Regions from separate parts of the Homo sapiens genome. Here region 1 is linked to region 2. Evidence: chromatin loops called from intact Hi-C (ENCODE). Cell type or tissue: PC-3. All regions are shown on one strand. Links, peaks and the distances in the headings refer to the core of each region. The heading gives the core; the rest is flanking DNA.

What was found. A loop is a pair of places that touch in the nucleus more often than their neighbours do. Peaks named below come from ENCODE experiments on the same cell type or tissue, not always from the same donor. Only the 100,000 strongest peaks of a DNase experiment are listed, where the experiment ranks them.
Region 1: a loop joins it to region 2, with 2.9 times the contacts of the local background. A loop is called at or near these places in 8 of 110 quality-filtered maps.

Annotation. Positions count from the first base shown.
Region 1 is chr3:132,306,148-132,311,846 of GRCh38, forward strand. No RefSeq gene overlaps it. Among named protein-coding and RNA genes, the nearest start is that of ACP3, 8.4 kb to the right of the region's middle. In PC-3, for the core only: a CTCF peak has its summit at 2,902; no DNase peak of the experiment used is centred there.
Region 2 is chr3:132,253,686-132,259,749 of GRCh38, forward strand. No RefSeq gene overlaps it. Among named protein-coding and RNA genes, the nearest start is that of TRC-GCA9-1, 25 kb to the left of the region's middle. In PC-3, for the core only: a CTCF peak has its summit at 3,494 (motif pointing right); DNase peaks (open chromatin) are centred at 1,496, 1,896 and 3,506; H3K4me3 peaks cover 883 bases; H3K27ac peaks cover 1,448 bases.

The DNA.
Region 1 (5,699 bases), core at 665-4,664, 52 kb after region 2:
GCTTGCCTTGTTATATCCTGTGGGGACTTGCCAAGTCAAAGACAGATCTCTACTTCAGAAAAGTACCTCTGTCCCTCCTGACTCTCCTCAGACTGGGCATTAGTAAATTAGGACGTTTTAATCTAGGGAAATTTTGATAAAGACTCCAGTGTCAACCAGGAGTTTGCTCCTCAACATAGAGCTTTTATGCCATAGTTGGTCCAACATTCTGTGGACCACTAAAGAGCAAGGATGGACTGCCCAAACCGGCTTTTGTAATTTCCCAAAATACATTCATTTTACTAGAGGATCATAGAAGTTAAAGACTTAAAACAAACTTTGGCAATTAAAACAGGATACCAAGATGCAAATGCCTGGTTGGAATGGATCAAATATTTCATCTGCACGTTAAACAAAAGCAATTGTTATGCTTGTGCGCGTGGCAGGCCAGAGGCCCAGATTGTCCCCTTTCCACTAAGGTGGTCCTCCAGTCAACCAGGCATGGGCTGCATAGTAGCTCTTTTCCAGGATTCTACAGCCTGGAGTAATAAGTCGTGCCAAGCTCTCTCTGCTATGTCCCAAAATCTGGCACCCTGTGGGTCAGCCGCTGAGGGCCATCCAGCCTCCGTCTCCCAACACTACGTTCATTTCGTGTCTCTCATGACAGGGAGGAAACTTAGCATTCCTTGGAGACCTGAAGGGATGCAGTGAGCTTAAAAAGTTTCAAGAGCTTATCAGTCAGTCAGCCCTTGTTCATCCCCGAGCGGATGTGTGGTGGTATTGTGGTGGACCTTTCCTGGGCACACTCTGCTGAATAACTGGAGTGGCACTTATACTTTAGTCCAATTGGCTATCCCTTTCACCCTGGCATTTCAAAAACCAGAGGGAGGAAAAATAAGACATCGTAAAGCGAGAGAGAAGCCCTTTATGGATCTTTTGACTCTCACGTCTATTTAGATGCAACTGGAGTCCCTCAGGGAATACCATATCAATTTAAAGCTTGAAATCAAATAGCTGCAGGATTTGAGTCAATATTTTGGTAGGTGACAGTTAATAAAAATGTAGATTGAATAAACTACATCTATTACAACCAACAGCAACAAGCTTTTCACAAGTTAAAAGAAAACCTCATGTCAGCCCCAGCCCTGGGGCTACCTTACCTGACAAAACACTTTACACTCTATGTGTCAAAAAGAGAAAAAAAATGGCAGTTAGAGTTTTAACCCAGACTATGGGGCCCTGGCCAAGGCCAGCGGCCTATCTCTCAAAACAACTAGACGGGGTTTCCAAAGGCTAGCCCCCATGTCTAAGGGCCCTGGCAGCAACGGCCTGTTAGCACAAGAAGCAAATAAACTAACCCTTAGGAAAACCTGAATATAAAGGCCCCCCATGCTGTAGTAACTTTAATGACTACCAAAGGACACCATTGGTTAACAAATGCTAGATTAACCAACTACCAAAGCTTGCTATGTGAAAATCCCCGCATAACCATTGAAGTTTGCAACACCCTAAACCTCGCCACCTTGCTCCTGGTATCAGAGAGCCCAGTTGAACATAACTGTCTAGAGGTGTTGGACTCAGTTTATTCTAGCAGGCCCAACCTCCGACACCATTCTTAAACATCAGTAGACTGTGAGCAGTACGTGGACGGGAGCAGCTTTGCCAACCCCTGCAAAGTGACTCTGAAGAAGATGACAAGCCCTGCTCCAGTCACACCCGGAAGCTGACTGGTCCACACATGGCCGAAGCATGAAAAAACTCATCGCGGGACTCATTTTCCTTAAAATTTGGACTTTTACAATAAGGACTTCAACTGACCTTCCTCAGACTGAGGACTGTTCCCAGTGTATACATCAAGTCACTGAGGTCGGACAAAAAAATTGCTACAGTCCTATTATTTTATGATTATTATAAGTGTACCAGGACTCTAAAAAAAAAAAAGAAACTTGTTTGTATAATGCTATTCTATGCAAGGTATGTAGCCCAGGAAATGACCAACCTGATGTGTGTTATGACCCATCTGAGCCTCCCATGACCACAGTTTTTGAAACAAGATTAAGGACTAAGAACTGGTGGGGGCTCATAAACGATACGAGTAAAGAGTTAGCCAAAACAAAAGAAAAAGGGGTGCCCAAACAAGTCACCTTGAAGTTTGATGCCTGTGCTGTCATTAATAGTAATAAGTTAGGAATAGGATGTGGTTCTCTTAATTAGGAAAGAGGCTATATGGCAGAAAATAAGTACATATGTCATGAATTAGAACTGTGTGGAAATGAATGTGGATACTGGTCTTGTGTCATTTAGGCTACTTGGATAAAAAATAAAAAGGATCCTGTCCACCTTCAGAAAGGGAAAAGTGGCCCTTCCTGTACCAGTGGTCAGTGTAACCCCTTAGAACTAGTAATAACCAACCCCCTTAATCCTCGCTGGAAAAAAGGGGAGCATGTAACCCTAGGAATCAATGGGGCTGGACTGGATCCTCAAGCAAATATTGTGGTTTGAGGAGAAGTTTATAAACACTCTCCAGAGCCAGTATTTCAAACCTTCTATGATAAACTAAATGTGCCAGTACCAGAAATTCCAGGAAAAACAAGAAATTTGTTTTTGCAATTAGCTAAGCACATAGCCCAGTCTCTCAATGTCACTTCATGTTATGTATGTAGAGGAACTGTAATGGGAGATCAATGGCCATGGGAAGCCCGAGAATTAGTACCTACAGACCCAGTCCCTGATGAATTCCCGGCCAAAAAGAATCACCCTGATAACTTCTAGGTCCTAAAAGCTTTAATCATTAGACAATACTGTATAGCAAGAGTAAGGAAGGACTTCACAATTCCTGTGGGAAGACTCAGCTGCTTTGGACAAAAACTGTATTATAATAATACTACAAAAATAGCCACCTAGTGGAGCTCAAACCACACTAAGAAAAATCCATTTAGTAAATTCCCAAAGTTGAAAACTGTGTGGACCCACCCGTTAGACAGCCCCCACTGGATTATACTGGATATGTGGGCATAGACCTTATGCCAAATTGCCCAACCAGTGGGCAGGTAGTTGTGTTATTGGCACTATTAAGCCATTTTTCTTCCTACTACACATAAAGACAGATGAACTCCTGGGCTTCCCTGTCTGTGTTTCCCTCAAAAAAGAAGCATAGCTATAAAAAATTAAAAAGATGATGAATGGCCTCCTGAGAGAATCATACAATATTATTGGCCTGGTACTTGGGCACAAGATGGCTCATGAACCCATATTTACATGCTCAACTGAATGATACGGTTACAAGCTGTCTTAGAAATAATCACTAATAAGACCGGCAGAGCCTTGACTATTCTGGCCTGGCAAGAAACTCAGATAAGAAATGCTATCTATCAAAATAAATTGGCTCTCAACTACTTGCTAGCAGCTGAAGGAAGGGTCTGCAGAAAATTTAACCTTACTAATTCCTGTCTACACATAGATGATTAAGGGCAAGTAGTTGAAGACATAGTTAGAAATATGACAAAACTGACACATGTGCCCATGCAAGTGTGGCATAGATTTGATCCTAGGGCCATGTTTGGAAAATGATTCCCAGCGCTAAAGAGATTTAAAACTCTTATAATAGGAGTTATAATAGTAATAGAAACCTTCTTACTGCTCCCTTGTTTGCTACATGCATTTCTTCAAATGAAAAAAAGCTTCATCACTACCTTAGTTCACCAAAGTGCTTCAGCACAAGTGTACTATATGAATCACTGTCATTCTGTCTTGCAAGAAGACACAGGTAGCAAAAATGAAAGTGAGAACTCCCACTATTGAGTGAGAGTTTCAAAGTGGGGGGAGTAAGGGAGGAGACCACCCCTCACATTGTCTTATACCCAATTTCTGCCTCCAAAGAAAGAAGAAGTAAAAACTAAAAGGCAGAAATGAAATCCACAGGCAGACATCCCGGCGCCAGGCCCTGGGCCTGGTAATTAAAGATTGACCCCTGACCTAACCGGTTATCTTATCTATAGATTATAGACATTGTATAGAAAAGCACTGTGAAAATCCCTGTCCTGTTCTGTTCCATTGTAATTACCAGTGCATGCAGCCCCCAGCCACATACCCCCTGCTTGCTCAATCGATCATGACCCTCTCACGCGGACCTTCTTAGAGTTGTGAGCCCTTAAAAGGGACAGGAATTGCTCACTCGGGGATCTCGGTTGTTGGAGACGTGAGTCTTGCCGAAGCTCCCAGCTGAATAAAGCCCTTTCTTCTTTAACTCGGTGTCTGAGGGGTTTTGTGTGCAGCTTGTCCTGCTGCAGTATGATAGAGATTGCTGGGGAAGCTGCTCTTTTAACTGGGGTGCTCAAGGAAAGCCATCCAAAGAGGTGAAGTGAGAGAATCAGCCCATCTGATGGAAGAGTGTTCCCTCAGAGGGAACAGTCAATGCAAAGTGCATCAAGTGGAAGCACATGTGGCTCGTTTGAGACATAAGGGATCAGTGTGGCTAGAATGGAGTAAGCAAAAGAAGCCTGATGGGAGGTGAGTTGAAGAGGTCATAGGAGCCAAATATAAGCAGAGCTTATATACCATGGAGGGCTTTGGATTTTATTCTAAGTGTGGTGGAATATGTTTAATAGGCCATTGACCTGGTTTGATTTAAGAAGTTCTTAAGGACAAACAGGACTTTCTAAATAGTTATTGTGTTTTCTTGTACTTTCATGCTACTACAAGAAGTTATCTGTTTAATATAAGACATATCAAACAAAAGCGGAGAGGGACAGGGTCAGAAACTGGAGCAGAAGATAGAAAAAGTTCTCTCTTCAATGGCTTAGAAGTTGGCCCATGTGAAGACAGGTGAACAGTGTTATGAAGCGAATTGCTTTCTAGGCCTACCTTCTATAACTCTGATACTCACTCAAATGAGAATTATCATGAAGTTAATGCTAGATATTTTACAATTTGTTTTCTGATTTTAATTAAAATATCTATTCATTATAAGACATTTGGAAAGTAGAGAAAAGTAGAAGAAAGAAAATGAAAACACATATAATCCCATCAACCCCCCAAAAAAATCACCATTAAAAATATTGGCCCATCTCTATTCTGTCTTTTCTTTGATACACATTTATACAAAATGAGATTACATCATATTTTTGTAAGTTCATTCTGTAAGCCTGTATTAAAGGTGAAATAGTAATAGGCCAATGTTTGCCTCCTGACTGTGAGAAAAGCAGCTTTGTTACACACATGAAGCATGAGGGGGCTAGCTCTATGCAAGTAATGACAGTCCGAGGAGTAGCTAGAGGTCAGCTCTGTTCAGTCTAAAAGACAAAAAGTCCTGAGTCCCATTCAGTCCTGAGTGCCTCAGTACAGTCAGCCAAAGCTGGATTCACCTCACCCAAGCCTGCATTTCCTCGTAGAGAGAATCAGAGAAAGTTAGATCATTTCATCTCAAAAGGAAAAAGTATGTTATCTCCAGCTTCCAATTCTTAGAGTCACGGCTGGGAATTAGTGTGAGGTGAGTGAGGCATTCTCCTTGGGCTCAACACTTAAGGTGTACCAAAAACCTATAATCAAAAGAAGGAATATTTTAATGCAAAATTTTGAAAAATAAAAATTAATGTTAAACAATCCATAATAAACAACATATCAAAATTTTATGTAATGACAGGATTGGTTTAATGATTTTTGCCTTTTGCCTTAGGCACCATTAAGTATTAGTGGGACATCATTCCTCATCTTACCTGAAC
Region 2 (6,064 bases), core at 1,162-5,161:
CATCTATACATAATTTTTAATAATTTGATAAAAAGTAAGGGCAAGATGAGCACCTTGATCAGGCTATAATCTGTCAAAATTTTTATTTGTTTTTTTAAGTCTTGAAAGTTTAATTCACAAATAATTTTTTTAATGAGCAATTTATAGTGCTTCATTTCAGTGGCTCTTAAAGTACTGCAATTCATTATTTTTTCTTCCTCACCAAACACCCCCTTTTAACTCCCAGCCCTTGTTTCTTCCACCTCTACCATTTTCATATCCTCAGGCTCCTTAAGCGATCATAAAATAAAAACTTTACTTTTTTTTTTAACTGATTTTGTTTAGGCAACTTACAGTTTTGTCAAAGTTTTATTACATATAGTTTTCCTGTTGTTTATAATGAGGAGCGTTAAGAAACAGGTCAGTGAAACAATTATATTTCCAACTAAACTATAGATTTTGTTCATGGGAAGTTTTTAGGTGAGTCTTGTGTTTAAAAACAACAATAATGATAATTTTTCATCCTAAGGGCATTATGATGTACTCTCCATAATTAACTGGGTTCTGACTCAATTTCACATTCACCACAAACCCTGACCACACATTCAGGCTAGAGAAGCAGGGGCTATAAAACAGCAGACCTCAAAGAGCAGCATGGGGTGGGAAGAAACTGGACTTGGAGAAGATATGACTTGGGCCCTTGATCTGACCACCTATCACTACAGGACCTGGGACAAGTCACTTAGCCTCTCTATGCCTCAGTTTCCTCTTCTGCACTAAGGGAATAATAATACCTACTCAACTTATCTAACACAGTTATAGTAGAGATGGAGGGAGATGATTGTGAAAGCGCATTTCCATTCATAACATGCTGCACGCCCTCATGAAGTTAGGCAACATGGTGATGCAGAGCAGGGGTTCAGGTGTCAGACAGATCTGGATGTGAATCCTAGTGATGCGTGATCTTGGACATGTGGCTTTACCTTTATGAACCTGTTTCAAAACCTATAAAATAAGTATAATTACAGAACACGTGTCATGGAGTTATTTTACAGATTAAAAAACACCTGTAGGTAAAGCACTTAGCAGAGGGCTTGATGTATTTCTAGGATAAAGAACCTCAGAATTACAGAAGCCAAATGGACTTTGGAGAATGTTTCTTAAGAGAACCCTTTAGGGCTGCTCATTCAAGCTTATCTCTGTTTCCTGGCATCAAACTCACCCCCGAGCTTCCTTAAACTTAACTGGCTCCTTGGCCCAATGTGGCCTTCCTGGGGTCCTTTAGACCAGGCCTCACCTCCTTGATGGAGGTTTTAATTAGAGCTGTACTTCTGGAGCTAAAACAAAGACAAACTGAGCTCCTGGGATGAAGGTCAGGGAATTCATGTTCTTTCCTCAGCCTTCTTGTTATCCCATGGGTAACTTCATGCAGTCACGTCCAGATGTTGCTTAAGGAAAATGGCTATTGCTGCTGTGCCACAGACAGTGGTGAGTTATGATGCCAAAATGCAGTGACTCACTTGCTTCCTAATACCATTCACCTACATGCTGCTTTATCCATCTCTAGAGAGGCTACAGCTGCGTGACTAGGGGTTTCCCCAAGCAATTTGCCTCCTCAGTCTCAAGTGGGAGGAACGTGGGAAGAAGCAGATGCCTTAGAATAAGTCTGGTCTCCATTCTCACAAAAGTCTGTGGGATTCGCAGTAAGGGAATTAACATCAATCTGATCTTATTATCTCATCTGCCATTTTAAAATCAGCTTCCCACTCAAGTGTGATATTTTATACTGTTGATTCTCTTAAAATTGGGATCTTAACAAAGAAAAGCTTGCAACAGATGCATGACTACTGCTCAAATCATCGCTGAGGCACTTAGAGACCCAGAAAAGATCTTATGTTTGGCTTGCAGTGTTTCTAAGAGCAGTGGAATGAGGGAGGGTTTCTTTGCATATTTCCTGTGTAAACAAACTTACACCAGTAAACACAGCCACCTTCTCATCTTCTGTGACAGCAGCCAAAACTATTAGCCACAGCCAGGGCTTTTGATATTCATACAAAACCTAAATGTGACATGTAAACAGGAAGAGAGAGATATAGAGAGGTAATTACCCTCTTATAAGGAGAGGAAAGATGGAAAGGTGGTCACCAGGGATAGCATCTCTCTCCCACTCACAGAAGAAACCCTAGCATTTCCCAAACCTATCTGACCAAATGATTCAGTAAGTTAATAAATTACATAATAAATGACAAATGATACAGCATGTTAACACCGAGAGGGGACTCCTTGGTAAAAATAAATAAATAAATTCAAGAAATATTGGATTAAAGAAGTCACTTTACTGCAAGATTTATCAGAGTCTCTAGTATATGTGCCTTATAACACTCTAAGAAAGCCAAGTGTGTCTGAAGCATTTCCTAAATATATTTTACCATGAAACCCTTTACGTATAGATTATGTAAGAAATGGGGAAAAGTTCCCTAGACCTATATGGTTTGAAATCCTGTATGTTCAAAGGGTTGCATTATCCCACAGTAGGTAAAGATCCAAACATGGAAATAAGCAAACCTGTTTTAGGTGAAAGAGTTTGCATTCTGGATCTACTAATTGCTAGCTAAGTGCCTCTTGGCGCTTGTTCCTTTGAAACACACACTGTCATGAACTTGCCATCCCTCTCAGCCTCAAACTCCAGTTGCCATTAAAGGCAGTAGTCTATAACCATCTGTTATGGGTTGAATTGTGTCCCTCTAAATTCATGTGTAGAAGTACTAACCTTCAGTACCTAAGAATGTGACACTATTTGGAGACAGGGCCTTTACAGAGGAAATCAAGTAAAAATATAATTAGGGTGGGGTCTAAACCAATATGACTCTCCTCCTCATAAAAAAGGAAAATTTGAATACAGAGACATGCTTAGAGGAAAGACAATGTGAATTGAAAAAGAGAAGACGGCCATCTACAAGCCAAGGAGAGAGTTCCGGAACAGATCCTTCCCTCACAGTTCTCAGAAGGAACCAAACCTGTCGATAACTTGATCTTGGACTTCCAGCCTCCAGAATTGTGAAGACAATAAATTTCTGTTATTTAAGCCACCCAATGTGTGGCACTTTGTTACTGCAGCTCTAGCAAACTAATGTAGCATCTTTACAATCAGCTTTCACTGCATCTATTTATTCATCAAATACTTATTGAAAGCTTGCTAATTCCCAAGACTGTTCTGGGTGCTAGAAACACAATGGTGAACAACTACAGGCATCTTCCCTGCCATTATGGATCTTACAGTCTAACAAGGAACACAGATGTAAAATCAAATAATCACTTACGAATGTAAAATTACTAATAGTAAAAGAAAATAACTAAAAAGAGACAATGAGGATGCTAAATCATTCACATAAGCAGGTGCCTGACCTCATCTGGGGTGTCAAGAAAACTTCCTTGTGTCAATGACACATGAGCTGAGACTTGAAAGATTAGCAGGAATTGGTAAAGTGAAAGGAGGATGTGAAAAGTGTTCCCAGCAGAGGGAGCAGCACATTCAGGGATAAGAGGGGAAGCTGAAGTGGGTGAAAGGAAGGCAGGGGGATTGAAGTCATCAAGGCCACAGATCACCTCTCAAGCAAGTCCTTGCAATCCAATTTTAGAATGTAGAAATTTATCTTAAGACACCCTTTTATGACCTCAGATGAGTGAGCAATTCCATGTCTAAGTACATACCCAAGAGAATTGAAGACATAGGTTGGCATAAAAACATGTTTACAAATGTTCATAGCAACATTATTCATAAAAGACAAAAAGTAGAAAAAACCCAAATGTCCATCAACTGAGGAATGGATACACAAAATGTGGTGTCTCCATACAATGGATATTATCCAGCCATTAAAATGGATGGATTAATGATATATGCTACAACACGGATGAACTGTGAAAACATGATGTTAAATAAAAGAAGCCAGTGACAAAAGACCAACGTATTGTGTGGTTCCACTAATATTAAATGTCCAGAATAGACAAATCTATAAAAACAGAAAGTAAACTAGTGGTTACCAAGAACTGGGGGAAGGGGAAATAGAGAGTGATTGCTAACAAGTACAGTTTCTTCTGGTGATGATAAACTGTTTTCCATTCAGATAATGGTGATGTTTACGTAACTTTGTGCATACACTAAAAAGCACTGGATCGCATACTTTAAAACAGTCAATGTGGCTGGGTGCGGTGGCTCACGCCTGTAATCCCAGCACTTTGGGAAGCTGAGGCAGGTGGGTTACAAGGTCAGGAGTTCAAGACCAGCCTGGCCAACATAGTGAAACCCCCATCTCTACTAAAAATAACAAAAATTAGCCAGGCATGGTGGTGCGCACCTGTAGTCCCAGCTACTCGGGAGGCTGAGGCAGAAGAATCGCTTGGACCCGGAAGGCAGAGGTTGCAGTGAGCCGAGATTGCACCACTGCACTCCAGCCTGGGTGACAGAGCGAGACTCCATCTCAAAATAAATAAATAAATAAATAAATAAATAAATAAATAAATAAATGAGTGAATGTTATGCTGTGTGGAATATACCTCAATTTTAAAATGTATGAGAAGAAAGGACAAAGAGAAGCACTTCTTTTTTTGGCAGTATGGCAGACTGCATCCATTACCACTCCCACTGAAAACTAAATGATGCCACTAAAATATTCAAAATATCTTTTAAGTATATTGATAAGCTTGCAAGAAACCAAGGAATAGTTAGAGGCCAAAATAAAAACGAGAAGAAGTAAACTGAATATTAAAGTTGGCTCTTACCTTGAAGTCATTTGCCTGGTCAAGTTACTGATTTTCTGTTTCCATGGCCTCATAGAATATGGAGGACAGGTGACAAAACCCACAGCCCAAACAACATGGATGATCTTATAGCAAACACCTCTATCTAAAGCTAGGATTTCCCAAAGGTATCCAATTTGAGCATAAGGGTAGACAATTAAGGTTAAGCCATAAGAAATTGCCAATATTTGATTATTTTTGACTTATGAAAAACAATTTTCCATGGTTCAACCTACACTTAGCCCTCAGTGATCCCCCTATCCAAACTCCCAGAAATTGCAAGGAAAATTGCACTTTAAAACTTGGAAATGAGTAAAGAGGAAAATAATTCCCTTGAGGAATAAATGTTCACTCAGAATTACATGTTAAAGAAAGACATTTTTGAAAAACAGGAACAAGTAAAGACATTTTCAAATGCCTAACAGATGGACCAACAGATTCTCACTAAAGAAATTTGTAATGAATGTTCATCCTACAGAAGAAAAGTGATTCCAGATGAAAGAGCCAAGATGAAAAGAAATGTCACTATTATATTAACCAAAATAAAGCTAGTAGAGCTACATTATTGTCCATCAAGATAGACTTTTAGACAGAAAGAAAAACAAAAGATAAGATGGTCGGCACATATTTTAAAGAGATGCATTCTCCAGGAAGAAATACTGACTAAATTCTTTCTAATAAAATATTTTTCAAATGTATTAGCAAAGGTTGACAGAAAACAAGAGAAATGAAAAAATATATCATAATGACAGTTTTCAATACACCTATCTCTGTAATTGACAGATCAAGACAAAAATCAGTAAAGACATAGAAAATCTGAATAAATCATAAGAAGCTTGATCTATTGAGGACTAACTGACATACACAGAATACTACAACCAAAACACCCAATCTTTTCAAACACAGAGAGAATCGTTATGTACTGGACTGGAAATAAAGTCTCAAAAACTTCCCAGGAATTAGTGTCAGACACACTAGCTCAGATCACAATGTGGTTAAGTTAGAAATAAATACCAAACACACAAAACCGCTTATGTATGGAAATAAACATACATCTAAATACTTCATGGGTTATAGAAGAAATCTTAATAGGACTTACAATATATTCGGCAATGAATAATAATGGACTACCTCATTTTATAATTTATGAAATGCAGCTAAAATAGTACTTAAAAGGAAATATATAACCTTAAATATACCAATGAGAGGACGGGAGAGATTGAAATCAATAGCTAAGTCTCTCTGCTGATCACTTTCAGGGCACCCCTGTAGATCTATTAGTTGCCCT